3 separate regions of the Homo sapiens genome follow, and regions 2 and 3 are each linked to region 1. The links are chromatin contacts, found by Hi-C in ENCODE. All regions are on one chromosome and are shown on one strand. The core of a region is the stretch at or near the end of the contact, and the rest is flanking DNA. Distances in the headings are between cores, read along the strand shown. Region 1 holds the start of CDCA4 (cell division cycle associated 4). Region 2 holds the start of XRCC3 (X-ray repair cross complementing 3). Region 3 holds the start of TRMT61A (tRNA methyltransferase 61A).

Evidence for each region. Hi-C counts contacts between places; a loop is a spot of excess contacts on that map. Pooled maps may share reads with other maps.
Region 2: a loop to region 1 is called in a map of CD8-positive, alpha-beta T cell, with 12 times the contacts of the local background. The contact joins the promoter of XRCC3 here to the promoter of CDCA4 in region 1. A Hi-C loop is called at or near these places in 2 of 168 maps with a recorded cell type or tissue (CD4-positive, alpha-beta memory T cell and CD8-positive, alpha-beta T cell), 1 of 37 single-sample maps with no recorded cell type and 8 of 50 pooled maps.
Region 3: a loop to region 1 is called in a pooled map, with 6 times the contacts of the local background. The contact joins the promoter of TRMT61A here to the promoter of CDCA4 in region 1. A Hi-C loop is called at or near these places in 2 of 37 single-sample maps with no recorded cell type and 3 of 50 pooled maps.

What each region holds. Positions count from the first base shown.
Region 1 is chr14:105,019,761-105,022,846 of GRCh38, forward strand. It overlaps CDCA4 (cell division cycle associated 4), which reads right to left and starts at 1,323. Exons shown (of 2, transcript NM_017955.4): 1 at 1,239-1,323. RefSeq lists enhancers at 1-48, 500-1,015, 1,530-2,043, 2,059-2,118 and silencers at 669-758, 769-1,658, 1,689-1,758.
Region 2 is chr14:103,713,644-103,716,771 of GRCh38, forward strand. XRCC3 (X-ray repair cross complementing 3) reads right to left here and starts at 1,808. Exons shown (of 10, transcript NM_005432.4): 1 at 1,781-1,808. ZFYVE21 (zinc finger FYVE-type containing 21) reads left to right here and starts at 2,167. Exons shown (of 7, transcript NM_024071.4): 1 at 2,167-2,336. The coding sequence starts at 2,199. RefSeq lists an enhancer at 609-1,294 and silencers at 1,491-1,750, 1,831-2,400, 2,591-2,670, 2,771-2,840, 2,901-2,980.
Region 3 is chr14:103,527,872-103,530,794 of GRCh38, forward strand. TRMT61A (tRNA methyltransferase 61A) reads left to right here and starts at 1,325. Exons shown (of 4, transcript NM_152307.3): 1 at 1,325-1,390; 2 at 2,079-2,438. The coding sequence starts at 2,108. RefSeq lists silencers at 1,252-1,301, 1,312-1,481.

The sequences.
Region 1 (3,086 bases), core at 73-2,572:
GAGTGCAATGGCACGATCTCGGCTGAGACCTCTGCCTTTCTGGTTCAAGCGATTCTCCTGCCTCAGCCTCCCACATAGCTAGGATTATGATTACAGGCATGCGCCATCACGCCCAGCTAATTTTTGTATTTTTAGTACAGACGGGGTTTCACCACGTTGGCCAGCTAGTCTCGAACTCGGGACCTCAGGAGATCCACCCGCCTAGGCCTCCTCTCAAAGTGCTGGGAGGTGTGAGCTACCGCGCCCAGCCAATTGCAGGTACTTTTGTTACTTGGAACGAAACACACTCCTTCTTTTCCCTGAAAACATGTTCCAGTGGCAAGTTGAGGGAAACTTCCTAGCCCCTTTTCCAAGATACAGCCTACTACTCTTCCTAGAAAAGGGGTGTAACTCACTTTGTATTCTGGATTTCCACCCTAATTATAAAACACGGTGACACTTGAAAATAGAGTGGTTGTACGTAGAAAGTTGATAAAACGTAAGTTTTGTGAACAGGCAATGTTTTTCTGTGGCTCGCTTTGAGAGAACGGTTATCTGGGTCCCGCCGTCCCGTGCGTCCCACACGAAGGCCACAGGAGAAGCGAGGCAGCGGAGACCCTCTATTCCAGCAAGCTGTCGGAGCCTTTGCCACGACGATCCTGTTTGCGGGGCGAGAAGCGTCTGAAGACGCGGAGGGAGGCTTGCGTCTGACTTCTGCAAGTGTCTCGGGGACTTTCCCTAGTCCCACCTCGCACCGCCGGAGGAGCCCAGGGAAGACGGCGCTGGCCGACCCGCCCGGGGTCTGGGCCTCCTCCCACATCCGCGGCCCTCTCCGCGGCCGGGCTCCGACAGAGGGGGCTGCGGCGCGCCTGGCGTTCCCTCCGCTGCAACTAGAGCCGAGGTACGGGAAACGCCGCTGCGTACCCCAGCCGGGCCCTCGTGAAGCGGCTCCCGCGTGGGGCCGCCCGCAGGCCTCGGCAAAGCCCCAGCTCCGCGCTCCGCAAGGAACGCAGACGGCGGCCCGGGCCCCTCTGTTCCCCGGGCCCCCTCAGCAGCGGCCACCCCGCGGGGGAACCAGCGCCCAGGAGGGCGGCGAGGGCGCCGCGGCAGCCCCAGCGGTGGTCCCGGGCGCCGCCTCCGCCCCGGACCCAGCGCCAGGAGCCACAGACTCCGCGCACCGCCCCCAGGCTCCTCCGCGCCCTGCAGCACAAAAGTGCACGCCGCCGTAGACGCCCTAGCGGTCCGCCGGGCCCGCTCACCTGACCCGCGAGGCCGCCCGCCGGGTCCTCTGCTCAGCCACCGCCACCGCCGCTGCCGCCAGCTTCCCGCCGCTGAGGAAGGAGCGCCCGACGGCGCGGGGCGGGGCGAGCGACCGCCACTCGGCGTCCACAAAGGGTCGACGCTGCGCTCTCCGCGCGCTACGCCCGCTGATTGGCCACTCGCGGGCCGGGGGCGGGGCCTCTTGTTCAAACCCACGCGGGCGGGGCATCTGTGGCGCGTCTTCCCGCGCTGCGGCGACGGCCGTTGGGGCTCGCGCGCGCCCTCGGTTGCCCCGCCCCCGCCCCTGCGCCCGGCCCCGCCACGCCCACGCCCCGCCGGCTCCCAGGTCTCCCCGCGCCCAGTCCGGCCCCGCCCCGCCAGCTCCCAGGTCTCCGCGCGTCTGGCCCTGAACTGAACGCGCCTGCGCCTGGGGCCCACGTGGGGCCCTCGGGCGGGCGTGGCGGGGCAAACAGAGGTTTGGACTCTCTCGCTTCTGCCTGGCTCAACTTCTCCGCCGAGGCATCCGTGCCGGGGTCGGGAGGAGCCGGGCACGGCAATTCCCGGGCGGTCTGGGCTCCGAGGTCTATCCAAGCCTCTCCAGAGACCGGGGTTATCTCCAAAGGCTTCCTAGGTTTACACGTAAGAAATGTAACGTGAAAGTTCAAAGCAGGGGACACGTGTTTTAAATCTCTTAGTGGAAAAGGTTTTAAATAGGATGCGAGAACCTGCAATCATTGACTTAAGTAATACCCTGAGCGCCTGCAGCAGGCCCGGCAGGCGTGGCTGCAGCTGAGAGCCAAGTGCTGGAAGTTGGGGGGGAATCCTCAGATCAATCCGCAGGTGCGGATGCGCCAAGGTCGGTGGTAAATGCTGAAATGCTGTCGGGAAACCTGGGAGTGACGTGGGGGCGCTGCTCACATAGGTCTCTAGGATAAGGAGCGTCTTAAAGCACCAAAAGGAAGAGTGGACGAGAATTCAGGAGAGGAATGGCTGGGGCAAAGCCCGAGGCAGGGGCAGGAGGCAGGAGCACGTCTCAGTGCAGTGAGAAAGAACCCTGTGATCTCGTGGGAAAGTTTTAAGTGTGAGGGGTGGAGGGACTTTTGGGCTATTCTGGGAGTGGGATGGAGACTACTGGCATGGTCAGCAGAGAAGGAACTGGAATCTGAATTGTGCTTGAAAAGAATCACTGTTCTTATTTAAAAAAAAAAAAAAGGGGGTCTCTTTCGCCCAGGCTGGACAACAGTGGCGTGATTATGGCTCACTGTATCCTCGAACTCTTGTGCTCGAGTGATTCTCACGCCTCAGCCTCCCAAGTAGCTGGGACTACAGAAGTGTGCCACTACACCAAGCTAACTTTTTTTTTTTTTTTGGTAATTTTGTAGAGACAGGGTATTGTCTTGTTACACAGGCTGGTCTCCAACTCCTGGCCTTAAGTGATCCTCCTACCTTGGCCTCCCAAAGTTCTGGGATTACAGGCATGAGGCACCACAACCACCAAGAATCACTGTTGGTAATAGATTTGGAGGAGGTGGCAGGAAGGCTGGAAGTAGAAAATCCCATTAGGTTACTGCCCAGGTAAAAGAAAATGGGACTTGATAAAGGTGACTACCTGAGAATTTAAAGTTTATGCATGTCAAAGTGAAAAGACAAATGGGGAAAAAAGTTTTTCCTGGCTGTATCCCACATAAAGGTTAAATTCCTTAATATACAGATATTCTGCAAATGCAAATGAAATCTAGATCACCAAAGAAAAGTGGTTTGGAAATAGTGGCACCCACCTGTAATCCCAGCTACTCAGGAGGCTGGGGTGAGAGAATCCCTTGAGCCCAGGAGTTGGAGGCTGCAGT
Region 2 (3,128 bases), core at 558-3,057, 1.3 Mb before region 1:
GAGCCTTCCGAGGTGGACTCACTCCTCTGCCTTGGGCCCTGGGACCTGCTGTGTAGCTTTGAAGTGATTCACAGCACTTACATAGTCTGATGTTTTGGGGTGACCTGACCCCCCTGCAAGAGTGTGATGTCTTATCAGACCACATATGTGAGGACTTGAGTGAACTCCGCAACCTTGGGAATGCCACTTAAACCTTGTCAGACACTCCCTTATGTGAGTTACTGACCCTGACTGCTGGACTGCAAAAACAGACATCAGCTTGAAGGTTGTGCAGATGCTTTGAGGCAAGCTATACGCTGCTGGCCTGGGAGCTGGACCTCGGTCCCAGCTTCTCAGAGAGCTCCCGCTCTCACGCTCTCCACTGCTACCAAGGCAAACCTCGAACTCTCACCAGATCTCACTCTCCAGGGGCCCGCTCCATCCCAGCAGAGCAACCGGACCCTGGCCGTTCTGCCACTCACCTCCCTGCCGTGAATGCACCCCATCCATGGAGGCCCTGCTTCCCTGCCAGGTGTCTTCACCTCCTCCCCTCTCCTCCCCTCTGAGCACTGTGAACCCGAGAACAAATCTTCTTTGACAATAAACCGTGTGATTCGTGGAATCATACTTTGATCATCTCCTTATTTCCTCCACACACAAGGACCCCTGCACTGCCAATGGCCCCAGGAGAGGGCAGAGTCAGCCACAGGGACCCCACCTCACAGGCTTCAACACTGCTGATGCCTGTCATCCCAGCACCGTGGGAGGCCAAGGCGGCCAAGGTCGCCTGAGCCCAGGAGTTCAAGACCAGCCTGGGCAACACAGCAAGACCTACTCTCTACCGAAAAAAAAAAAAAAAAAGAAAAATAGCTGGCCAGTGTAGTGGCGCTTGCGGTCCCAGCTACTTGAGAGCCTGGGAGGTCGAGGTTGTGCCTAGCTGTGAAGACGCCACTGCACTCCACCCCGGATGACAGAGCCAGACTGTCTCAAAAAAAACAATAAAAATTCACGCCTTGTAATAAGGAATTAAAGGCAGGATGAACAAACATTTTCTTCTTTTTTTTGTGTGCTTTCTGAGATGGAGTCTTTTTCTGTAGCCCAGGCTGGAGTGCAGTAATGTGATCTCGGCTCACTGCAACCTCCGCCTCCCGGGTCCTGGTTCAAACAATTCTCCTGCCTCAGCCTCCCAAGCAGCTGGGATTACAGGCACGTGCCACCACACCCAGCTAATTTTTGTATTTTTAGTAGAGACGGGGTTTCACCATGTTGGCCAGGCTGGTCTTGAACTCCTGACCTCGTGATCCGCCCGCCTCGGCCTCCCAAAGTGCTCGGATTACAGGCGTGAGCCACCGCGCCCGGCCTAAAGGATTTTCTTTCCAAATCAAAGTATTAAAATAACTGTTCAGACCTCTCCCACTTCGATGCGAAGCCAGCGCGGTCCCAGGCGGACGAGCGAAGGCATCGAAGGCCGGGGGCGCAGCCGCGGGCCCACCTCGGCCTCCCCTGAGCGGACGCCTCCCCGCGCGCACCGGGGGCCCCGGAGACCGCCTTCCCCGCTCCGAACGCACGCGGCCCGGCCCCGGCGAGGTGCCTGAACGCTACCCGAGCTGCGGCGGGGCTCCCGGGGTGAGTGCTGCAGCCCCAGGCCCGCCTGCTCCCACAGGCTCGGGCAATGGAGACCCGCGGCCGCCCCCGCCCCTTGACCCTGCCTCACCCCTCACGCCCGCTGCCGCCCACGACCTCCGACCCCGCTGCCGCCCGGCTCGCAGCCCGGCTCGCAGCCCGGCTCGGCGGGCCTCACCTCCCGCGGGTTCCGCACTCCTCTTCCCGCCGTCCTGCTCCTCTCGGCCTTCTCCTCCAATAGGCGCCTAGCACCCTGAGTGGGCTACACCAATCAGAGACGAAGCGGCGCTAACGTGACTGACTAACTAACCAATCCAAAGTCTCAATCTCCCTGAGAGGGGCGGAGCGTACCCGGGCCAGCCCTCGCCGCCGATTGGTGATCGACCTCAGGGTTGCAGGGGCGGTGCCCTTACACGGATTGGAGAGGGCAGCGATGGGGCGGAGTTCAAGCTCCGATTAGTCCGCGCTCCGTGGCGGGCTTGGCGATTGGACGCCGGCGCTGTCAGCCGCGCGCGGACCGGGGCGGGGCGGGCGGTGCCCCGGGCTGGGCGAGGGGCCGGGTGCGGGGCCGCTGGCCGAGAGGCTGAGGCGGCGTCATGTCCTCCGAGGTGTCCGCGCGCCGCGACGCCAAGAAGCTGGTGCGCTCCCCGAGCGGCCTGCGCATGGTGCCCGAACACCGCGCCTTCGGAAGCCCGTTCGGCCTGGAGGAGCCGCAGTGGGTCCCGGACAAGGAGGTGGGTGGCCGTCGCCCCGGCCAGCGCCTCCGACCCGCCCCGCCGCCCCGGCCCGGCCCCGCGGGCTTCCAGGCTCCCGCGACGACCCCTCCGCCTCCGGGCGGCCCCTTCCCCAGCCGGCCCCCGCCCCCGCTCTCTCCCAGGTTGGCCGCGTCCCCGGGCCGCCGCCTCAGGCTCCTACGCCCGCGGGGAGGGCGGGAGGCGCGCGGTGTCCCGGTGCGGGGGTCCCGGGAGGGCAGGAGGCACCTGTCCAGGGCGGGCGCCGGGAGGCGGGGTGCGGGGCGCGGGCTGGTCCCGGGGGTGGGTGCGGCCCTGCCCGAGGCCGGTTCGTGCTGGGCTAGCGCGTGTGGACTGCGTCCCGAGAGCTGGGGCTCGCTCCCGAGAAAGTGGAAGGCGGAGCGCCTTCCTCGCAGGCTCGGTGGGGAGGGCGCGTGCTGTCCGCGGAAGCGCTGGAGCTGGCGGCCCCGCAGGGGTCCCTCCCGGGAACCGGGGGAGGCGTCGGTGCCGCGGGCGGGTGGCCGGTTCCGAAGCCACCTCCTGCTCGGAAGGAGGGCCAGGACCCAGTCTGCGGGCCAGGCTGCCCCCCGTTTCCCTTCGTCTATACCACCCTCCACCTCGGAAGCGAGGTCGCAGTCGCCCACTGGACAGTTTGAAGGAGACCGCAGATTTGCACCCGTTTCCCATGGGCCCAGACACGGCAGGAGTTGCCCAGGCCACTCCTGCAGACATTGGGGCGTGGGCGTGGGGTCCCTGAGCCAGGCCATCCGCTGGGCCTCCCGTGGGGTTCCCTGT
Region 3 (2,923 bases), core at 75-2,574, 1.5 Mb before region 1:
ACACAGAGGGGCTGAGGTTGGACCCCTAGGTTTCCATGATGGACCCTGAGAAGCCAATGCAAGGGCCACAAACAGCCTGGCCTGGCCTGCCCCAGAGGCGAGAGAGTTGAGAGTGCTCTACAGGCTGCCAGGGCTCCAGAGGGGAGCTCGCTCTGCAGGAGCCTGGCCACCTCATCTTACCAGGCTGGAGTGGCTGAGTGACTGGGGAGGGTGCCCTAGGGTCATTGCTAACTGGCTTGGGTTCGGGCGCAGGCTAAACCCTAGGCTGGGTAGGGGGGTCTCTGTTCCTCTCCAAGCTCTGGTCCTGAGAGCTAAGAGCTGGAGGAAGAAAATCCGTGTCCCCTGCCCCCGCTCCCCTGCACACACACTCCACAGAGGAGCCAGCTGGGAATGGTGTTGCTGAGACAGAACGCCACTCCCGCTTCCCTGTTCTGCCCATCCTCCAGCAGCACCTCCTCCAGTCTCCTGCCCAGGCTGCTCACCAGACCCAAAAGTGGGCCCAAGTCATCCAGTTCTCATTATGCCTTGGTTCGCAGGAGGGGACACAGGACCCCTACTCCCTCCTAGAAGCAGCTCTGCACTCAGGACAACGTGCCCCCGTCGGGGGAGGCAGGGCCTGGGCGGAAGGCCACTTCTGCAGACTTTTCCAGGCCCCCATCTGCTGCACAGAGCTCTGGCTGACCCTAGCCCAAGCCTTTTAGAACCGCCCCTTGACCTGCGATTCCTTTTCTGGAATTCATTTTAGGGCCCAGTCAGGGGTGTTCCCAGAGCAGTCTGCAATAACAAAATGTCTATGGCGAAGTGTCCTCATAGAGGACTGGGCAGTGAGCCACGGGCCAGCCCTCTGGTGAACCCCCAGGGGCCGTCAAAGGGGTCCGGGACAGCAGTGACAGCCAGGCCTTGGCTCCTGCCGCCCTTCAAATGTGCCTGGGTGCGACGGCAACCCGCGGCCGGCGGGGCGGGGGGACCTTTTGTTTGTTTGTTATTATTTGTAGAGATGGTGGGGGTCTCACTACGTTTCCCGGGCTGGTCTCGAACTCTTCAGCTCAGAAGAACCTCCCGCCTCGGCCTCCCAAAGCGCGGGATCACAGGCGAGAGCCACCGCGCCGGCCGGCCGCCATATGGATTTTGTCCAGTCTTTCGATCTTCCAGCGACCAGCAAATGTAAACAGAGCAGCTCACATGAGGGAAGAAGTCGCCCAGGAAACGTCCTCTGGGAGGGGCGGGAAGGGCAGCCTGGCGCTCCCAGGATCCCGTGCGCGGAGGGGGGGAGGGGGAGGCGGAGGCGGGGCGCGACGTCATCAGCGGGCGCGGAGCCGGAAGTGTTGTGGCCGCCGCCGCCGCGCGTCGCGGAGGCACGTGTGGAGCCCCGGCAGCAGGAGCGTCGCAGGTGAGACTCCGCGGGGTACAGGGTGGCAGGGCGCGGGTGAGGGTGACCCGGGCCGGGCACGGCGCGCAGGGCCTGTCCCTCCAGCCTCGCATGGGCGGCCCCCGCCGGCCCGGCCTGGCCCCTTGTTGCCTCTGCATCGGCTGGGCGGTGTTTGCGTGGACGGCCAGCTCCGCGTCCCCAGCCCCTTACTGGGGAGCCCTGAATCCTCTGTCATACCCTGCCACCTAGCCCCCGTGGGGGAGACTGGGGTGAGGAATCAAGCCTGGCTTGGAGGTGACCTCATTGACCATTTGCCTCTCCCCCGCCGGTGGACACCTCGCAAAGGCGCTTCCTCATCTCACATCTTGGGAATGGGAGTCAAGCTCCTGGAGAAGGGTGATGGGAGGGTCGGGTCCTCACTCCGGGAATCCTTGGGACCGAACTCCGCCATTGCCAAGCCTCAGTCTTTTCATCTCTGATTTAGGCTCATAGTCCCTGTCTCTTGTCCTAGACCAAGAAAGGCTTCAGAGGCCAGGCCAGAGTGCAGCGCTATTGGGCTCCCTGTCAGGCAGTGGCAGAGACTGAGGCTGAGCTAGCCACACCCCGCCCATGCCCACTGCTGGGATGTAGGCCTCGAAGCCTTCTACCTAGACCCTAGGCCCTCATCCTGCCTCCTGACTTGCTCATGCCTACACACACCCCTCCCCAGGTCCTTGGCCCTTGCCAGACATTAGCACCATGAGCTTCGTGGCATACGAGGAGCTGATCAAGGAGGGTGACACGGCCATCCTGTCACTGGGCCATGGTGCAATGGTGGCGGTGCGTGTGCAGCGTGGGGCACAGACCCAGACCCGGCATGGTGTCCTGCGGCACTCAGTTGACCTTATCGGCCGCCCCTTCGGCTCCAAGGTGACGTGCGGCCGAGGTGGCTGGGTGTATGTGCTGCACCCCACGCCCGAGCTCTGGACGCTGAACCTGCCGCACCGCACGCAGATCCTCTACTCCACAGACATCGCCCTCATCACCATGATGTTGGAGCTTCGGCCCGGCTCTGTGGTCTGTGAGTCTGGTGAGTTCCTCAGGCTGCCTCAGTTTAACGCAGAAATTGACACAAAGGTGGAGGTCAGAGCCTCCAGCCTGCCCTTCCTACAGACACATGTGGCTCCTCAGTTTCTATTTTCACATCTTTCCGGGATGCTGACAGCAGGGAGTGAAGGTGGAGGCAGAGAAGCCCGTTAGGAGGCTGGTGCTGTAACTGGAGTGAGAGGTGGTGGGAAATGGACCAGGAGGAGCTGGGGAGGACTGGTGCTCTAGTGAGGGTCCTGCTTGCCTTGGTGGGGCGTGGCCAGCTTGATGCTTGGCGCTGTCCTAGGTACTGACCGTCAACCTCTAGTCCTCCGTGCTGATGGTGAAGCAGAGAGAGTTGCCCCTTCTGGAAAGAGGCCAGGGCTACCCCGAGGAGCTCACTGTAGGTGGGGAGCCTTCCCCATCCTCATCCATGATCAGATCCTCACCTGCTACCAATGAATGTGAGCACCATTGTTGAGTCCAGGG